2 separate regions of the Homo sapiens genome follow, and region 2 is linked to region 1. The links are chromatin loops, found by intact Hi-C in ENCODE. Cell type or tissue: dorsolateral prefrontal cortex. All regions are shown on one strand. Each heading gives the region's core, and the rest is flanking DNA. Links, peaks and the distances in the headings are about the cores only. Region 1 holds the start of LOC124901764 (a long non-coding RNA gene). Region 2 overlaps TRPV6 (transient receptor potential cation channel subfamily V member 6).

Evidence for each region. Hi-C counts contacts between places; a loop is a spot of excess contacts. Peaks named below come from ENCODE experiments on the same cell type or tissue, not always from the same donor. Only the 100,000 strongest peaks of a DNase experiment are listed, where the experiment ranks them.
Region 2: a loop joins it to region 1, with 2.8 times the contacts of the local background. A loop is called at or near these places in 24 of 110 quality-filtered maps.

What each region holds. Positions count from the first base shown.
Region 1 is chr7:143,204,650-143,207,561 of GRCh38, forward strand. It overlaps LOC124901764 (a long non-coding RNA gene), which reads right to left and starts at 2,065. Exons shown (of 2, transcript XR_007060567.1): 1 at 1-2,065. In dorsolateral prefrontal cortex, for the core only: no CTCF peak of the experiment used is centred there; a DNase peak (open chromatin) is centred at 1,467.
Region 2 is chr7:142,879,468-142,882,379 of GRCh38, forward strand. The region is part of intron 1 of TRPV6 (transient receptor potential cation channel subfamily V member 6); the gene reads right to left. Among named protein-coding and RNA genes, the nearest start is that of TRPV6, 4.8 kb to the right of the region's middle. RefSeq lists a silencer at 1,457-1,751. In dorsolateral prefrontal cortex, for the core only: a CTCF peak has its summit at 1,636 (motif pointing right); a DNase peak (open chromatin) is centred at 1,604.

The DNA.
Region 1 (2,912 bases), core at 299-2,798:
TTCTGAAAACCTGCAGGCCTTGGGAATGCAAATCAGAGAAAGATCCAATTGTCACCAACACTTACCAGGGAACACTGCCATTTGCATCTGCACTCCAGATCCCCGGTGGCTGCAAATATATCAGTGGCTCATTCAAACCAGAGCCCAGGCACAGATTGAAAGCTTGAGTGGAGGTGGATTTGGAAAGAGGAATGAAAAGGACACAGCTCTGGAAACTGGGGGGAATGAGCCCGTGTCACTGCCAAGATGGAAGGGTAGGCAGTGCATTCCCACATGTCTGACCCTAAGATTTCAAATTTCATTAGTAGCATCTCCTTTAGCTCAACCTAACTACAAGGAGAACGAGAAATACAAGGAAGTCCCTGCCATGTTTGGGGAGCATTTTTATCTCTGCCCCAGCATCTCCCATTTTCTGCTGAACTAAAAACCTTTCTCTTTCTCAAGATATGTGGAAAAGGAAAAGGAGAAATAAGGAATATCTCTTACTTTAGTCCTTCATTTTTCTAGCTTCCCAACTCTCCAACTCAGACTCTCGCTCTGACCCCCAAGTCAAATATGGCAGGTAGCACTGCCTTCTTTAGGGGTCTTCCAGATTATGCTACCACCACCACCACCACCACCACTCCACTTTTCAGAAACATGTGGGTTTCCACTTGTCAAAAATAAAACAACCCTCTTGATCATTATAGACTTGGGGTCTTGGCTAGAGAACAAATGAAAACAGAATTAAGAACAAAGAGGCGGGGCATGGTGGCTCAAGCCTGTAATCCCAGCACTTTTGGAGGCTGAAGCAGGTGGATCACGAGGTCAGGAGTTCGAGACCAGCCTGGCCAACATGGTGAAACCCCATCTCTACTGAAAATACAAAAATTAGCCAGGCGTGGTAATACTACTACTAATAATAATACTAATAATAACAAAGAAAAGCAAATAGTTAAGTATTTAAACATTTTGAATTCCATAAATATTGATCAAGGCCCAGTATATACCTAGACTCTTTACATTTAATATTCACTATACCCATCCAAGTTCCGGGCACCTTATAATGCACACATTTGCAAGCCACAGCCCAGCACAAAGGGCACTCCCTAAATGAGAGCAACCACAATCCCTCCTGAGAATCGCACGATGTAGAGATCCACCCTCTCTCCCTTTGAAAAAATACGACCATGGAACATAAGGCTGATCGCATCAAATATAGGAACAGAGGAGGGAGGACTCGCTGCTGGAGGGAGATAAAGCAAGTAGTCCCAATGCAGACAGTAAATGAAGGTGGCACAGGGTTCTCTGGCGTTTGTTGTATTGATGCGCCCAGCGAAAGGAAATTTGGCAGCTCTTTAGAGGTAATCTGCCTTACAAGGGACCGTGAGCTGACTGGCAAGCAACAGAGTTGCTATGCCATCATCATGGTCACATTTGTTACCCTCACTTGCGGAGGAAGAACAGTCACATTCCTCCCCACCGCAAACGTCCAAAGAGATCTGGCACCAAAGAAGACTTCCTGCTTTCCTGCCACAGCCCAAAGCCTCAGAGTCCCCCACAGATTTCACTTCCTCCATAACCTCAGATGCCATTGCTTGTAGTAAATCCATGTGATAGTGCACAGAAGCACACACACATACAGGGAGGTCTTCATTTCTTTCCTCCCTCTTTCCTTCCCTCATTCCTTCTCTTCCTTACCTCCTTCCTTTCTTTCCACTTTTCTCTCTTCCAACTTCCTTCCCTCAACCAATTTATTTATTGGTAGCCTAACACATGGACAGGCATATCTCTTTAATTTAGAAGATAAGACTTTACTACATGCAATTTAAAAGTAAAATGCACCTGTCCCCAAATAAACAGGGACAAATACATGGAGAGAGACAGAATTCAGCTTCAGTTGCATACTTCTGCCCACCACCTGAGCAAAACATACAGCTACACAGGTTCTTTCCTTTGTCAGATAATTCTAGCAACTTTTTGGCATGAAGATAGCATGCACCCACAGAGCTAAGTATATAAATGCTGTCTTACTTCCAATATCTGCAGTGAACCTGGAGTAGAGCTTTCACAATTCAATCCTATTTAGGACCTAGAGACAGGTTAATTCTGTTTAACTCTTATCACTCTTCCCTCCCTCCCACCCACCATGTCAGTCTCTTATGTGGCTCTTCTCTCTGGACCTGAAGCTCTGTTGAGGATTGAGCCCAGTTCTCCAGCTTTGCATTTCCCTCAGGCCCTATACTAATGTGGGAGGCACAAAATACCTATGTCTTATTGCATTATCTTCATGACCTGCTGCACTTTATCCTGAATATTCCATTCCATTCAAACAGATATTCCAACATCTTGTTCCCTTCATGTAACACACAACCATTTTTGGTGCTCCATAATCTTCTATCTCCCCAATGCCGTCCCCCCCGCAAAGAAAGAAAAAACAAAAACAAGCAAAAGACCCAAATCACTGTATCTCTTTTTATGGAAAAATTACAACCAGAATATATTTGCCACTTTTTAATTGATGACCTAAACAGGTAAACTCTGTAAAATATTTGCAGAGATTTATTCCGAGCCAAGTATGAGTGACCGTGGCCCATGACACAGCCCTCAGGAGATCCTGAGAACATATGCCCAAAGTGGACAGGCTACAACTTTGTTTTATACAGTTAGGGAGGCAAAAGACATCAATCACTAAAACTTAAAGTGTAATAAAAAAAAAAAAAGAAAAAAAAAAGACATCAATCAATATAAGATGTATATTGGCTCAGTCCAGAAAGGTGGGACAACTGGAAGGGGGTGCTTTCAGGTCATAGGCAAATTCAAAAATTTTCTGATGGACAATAGGTTGAGTTATTATCTACAGGCCTGGAATCAATAGAAAGAAATGTCTAGGTTACAATATGGGGTTGTGGAGACCAAGGTTTTATCATGCA
Region 2 (2,912 bases), core at 263-2,762, 330 kb before region 1:
AAATGAAATAACTCTATTTATCCATAGTTTGACAATTATGTGACATACAAAAAGACATAGACAGGAGCTCACATTCTAAAGCGCTGGCAGTGGCAAGAAATTGACTCCAGAGCTGGAGGTGGGAGGGCAATCAGAGAGGAGACATCAGCTCACTCATCTCCTCTGCCTTGCCCCCATGCACAGCAGCTGCCACCAGGTCCTGTCAGTTCAGCATGGAAAGCTCTCTCTTCATTCAGTCCCTACCTCCTTGCTCCTGCTAACCCTCATTAATTCAAGTCTTCATTCTCTAGCCCAGATTAGCAAAATGCTAAGGATAAGGAACACAGAAGCTCTTTAAGGTCTTTGTGCAACTACTTTTCCACCCTCTGCACGTCCCACCCACTCCTTAGACCTGGCATTTTGGTCTCATCCTGTCTCAGCACTGCAGAGCACACCATTCTCCCTATGTCTGTGCCCATGAAGCTCTTTCCTTCTAGAATCCAACTCCCCCAGCCCGCCAATTGTTCATTGTGTCTTCTGCACTGCCTATGCCTAGAAATACACCTAGGATGGTGTAGATGCTCACTGACACCATCTGTAGAGTGAATGAATCAGCAGCAATGCCAAAAGGTGGTTTGAATTAACTGTTATTATTATTTTCATCAGCTGCCCGCTAAGCCAACTTTCAGCAAGCATATAAGTGAAAAATAGTACACTTGGTATGCAAACACAGCTTCAAAACAAGTTTTCCACATTCCCTCCATCACCACCACCACATCAACCATTTGCACAAAGCCCTCCTCTCTAGATACCCTAGACTGAGGGGAAAACAATCGCTAGCACCACATACACACACACAGACACTCAGAAGTTCTTCACTCTCTCCTGTGGCCTTACTTTTATTTCAGCATCTTTCACTGGGTGCTGTAATTGCTATGTATCTGTGTCCCTTCCTCTATGCTAAGGGTACTCGAGGGAAGAGACCAGCCACTAACTCTTCCCTGCCCTCCTCCAATATGCTTCCACGTTTGTGTCCCATTTTGACCAAATGTGTGAAAGATTGATGGCAAATCTAGAAATGGGTCCGAGAGAGCACCTTTTCCAAGTCCAGAGTTCTACTCGCTGTATCCTAGATGTTAGTGGTGGTATAGTCAGTGGCAGGCTCAAAGATTCCCCTTTGGTCCCTACACGTCTCTGAAGCTGAAAGTGTCCCCCATAAACCTCCATTCCCTATGAATTCTGACACTCTAGTGGCCTGGGGAAAACAAAAAGCTACTGTCAGACCCAGAGTTGCTAGAGTTACCAAATAAAAATACAGGATGCTCAGTTAGATTTGAATGTCAGATGCACAATTTTTTTTTAGTATAAGTATGTCACGTGCAATATTGGGGATACACTTATACTAGCAGCCTATTCGTTATCTCAAATTTAAATTGAACTGAGTGTCCTGCATTTTATCTGGCAACCTAGCCAGACCACACCCTGCGTGAAGAGCCAGCTTATGACCCAACCCAGCAAGGTTTGTAGAGAACTAGCCTCCTCCGACTGTGAACTCCAGACTCCAGCAAAAAGGGGGGCCCAGCCTGTGGACGGGTTTTGAAGGTATCCGGCCCAGCCATTACTTGCAATAACCTCATATGCCCACAAGGGGACAGCACAGAAAGCCCTAGCTCACCTGCTTGGGAGTAAGGCTGACCCCAAAACACCTGACTCTCCTTGGGTCCCTGAAGGAGGTGCACAGAGCTGACCTACTCAAAGATTCCTGTGCTTGGGGGACAAATAGATTTTTCAATAGCAACTTATCACAGGAGTTTAGATCACAACACGGGGGTCAAAGGCAGGGACACGGCTAAGCACCCTGCACATGACAGCCCTCACTGCAAAGAATTATCCTGTCCAAAATGTCAATAGTCCAAGGTGGAGAACCCCTGATTCAGAGGTACAATGATTCATAATCCGTTTTAGAATGAGGATTCTTCACTCGAAAAGGAATCAGAAATATCCTATACATAAAAATGTTTTCTTATGGATCACTAAATACTCAACTAAGGGAGAAACAAAAAAAAGTCAGATGAAGCCTTTTAAGCTCCCACTGATGAAGTAGTCAAAAGAGATTATAGAGCAAATCTGAAACTGTAACAATATGAAAGGTATTTTCAGGTTCTAGAATGTTTTCTTTTACTAGGCAATTAATTATAATAAAATTGAACGGTCTAGTTCAACATTAGCCTGGTGAAAACCCAACTAAGGGGTTCCTGGCACAAAATCTAGCACATTATTTCTTGAGCAAACAGATCAATGACCTCCTTCTCAGGGCTGCCTCTGGGCCACCAGGGAAGGATTCCTGACTTCCTCTCTCCGTCTCCTCCGCCCCACACCCTCATCTGCTCCTCCATCCTTGTAGATGTGTGCACTGTGTGCATGGGTCCAATTTGGTTTTTAGGTGCTGAGAAACAAGGCAGGATCACAAGACTCTTGAGAAAAGTTCAAATAAGATTTTTAGAGCTAGAAAGCCCCTCAGAAACTGAGTCAAATCTGCTCATGAAACAGATGGAGGAAGCAAGTCAGAGACAGAGCCACGACGCATGCCCCACTGGTCATTTCTTGGTCACGATTCTCAGTTTTAATCAGGGCTGGAAGAGGAGTTAGAGAAGACAGGCATGGGTCCCACTGGTCTCTCCACAAATACCTTTCCCACCAGTGAGTGTACCCTCTGGGCAGGGCTGGGGCTGGTACATAACAGGGTTGCTCGGAGTGCGTGGCTTCTTGCATTCCTGGGTGGATACAGTGCTGTGCAGGGGAAGTTCATGGCCCCTCTCATTCCCGCAGCATCTCACTCATTATCACTTTTGCTCTTTACAACCTTCTAACACCAGCTGAATAGTTCTCCCATGCTTCAGAAAAGGAAACTGAAGCGGCATAACCAAATCATT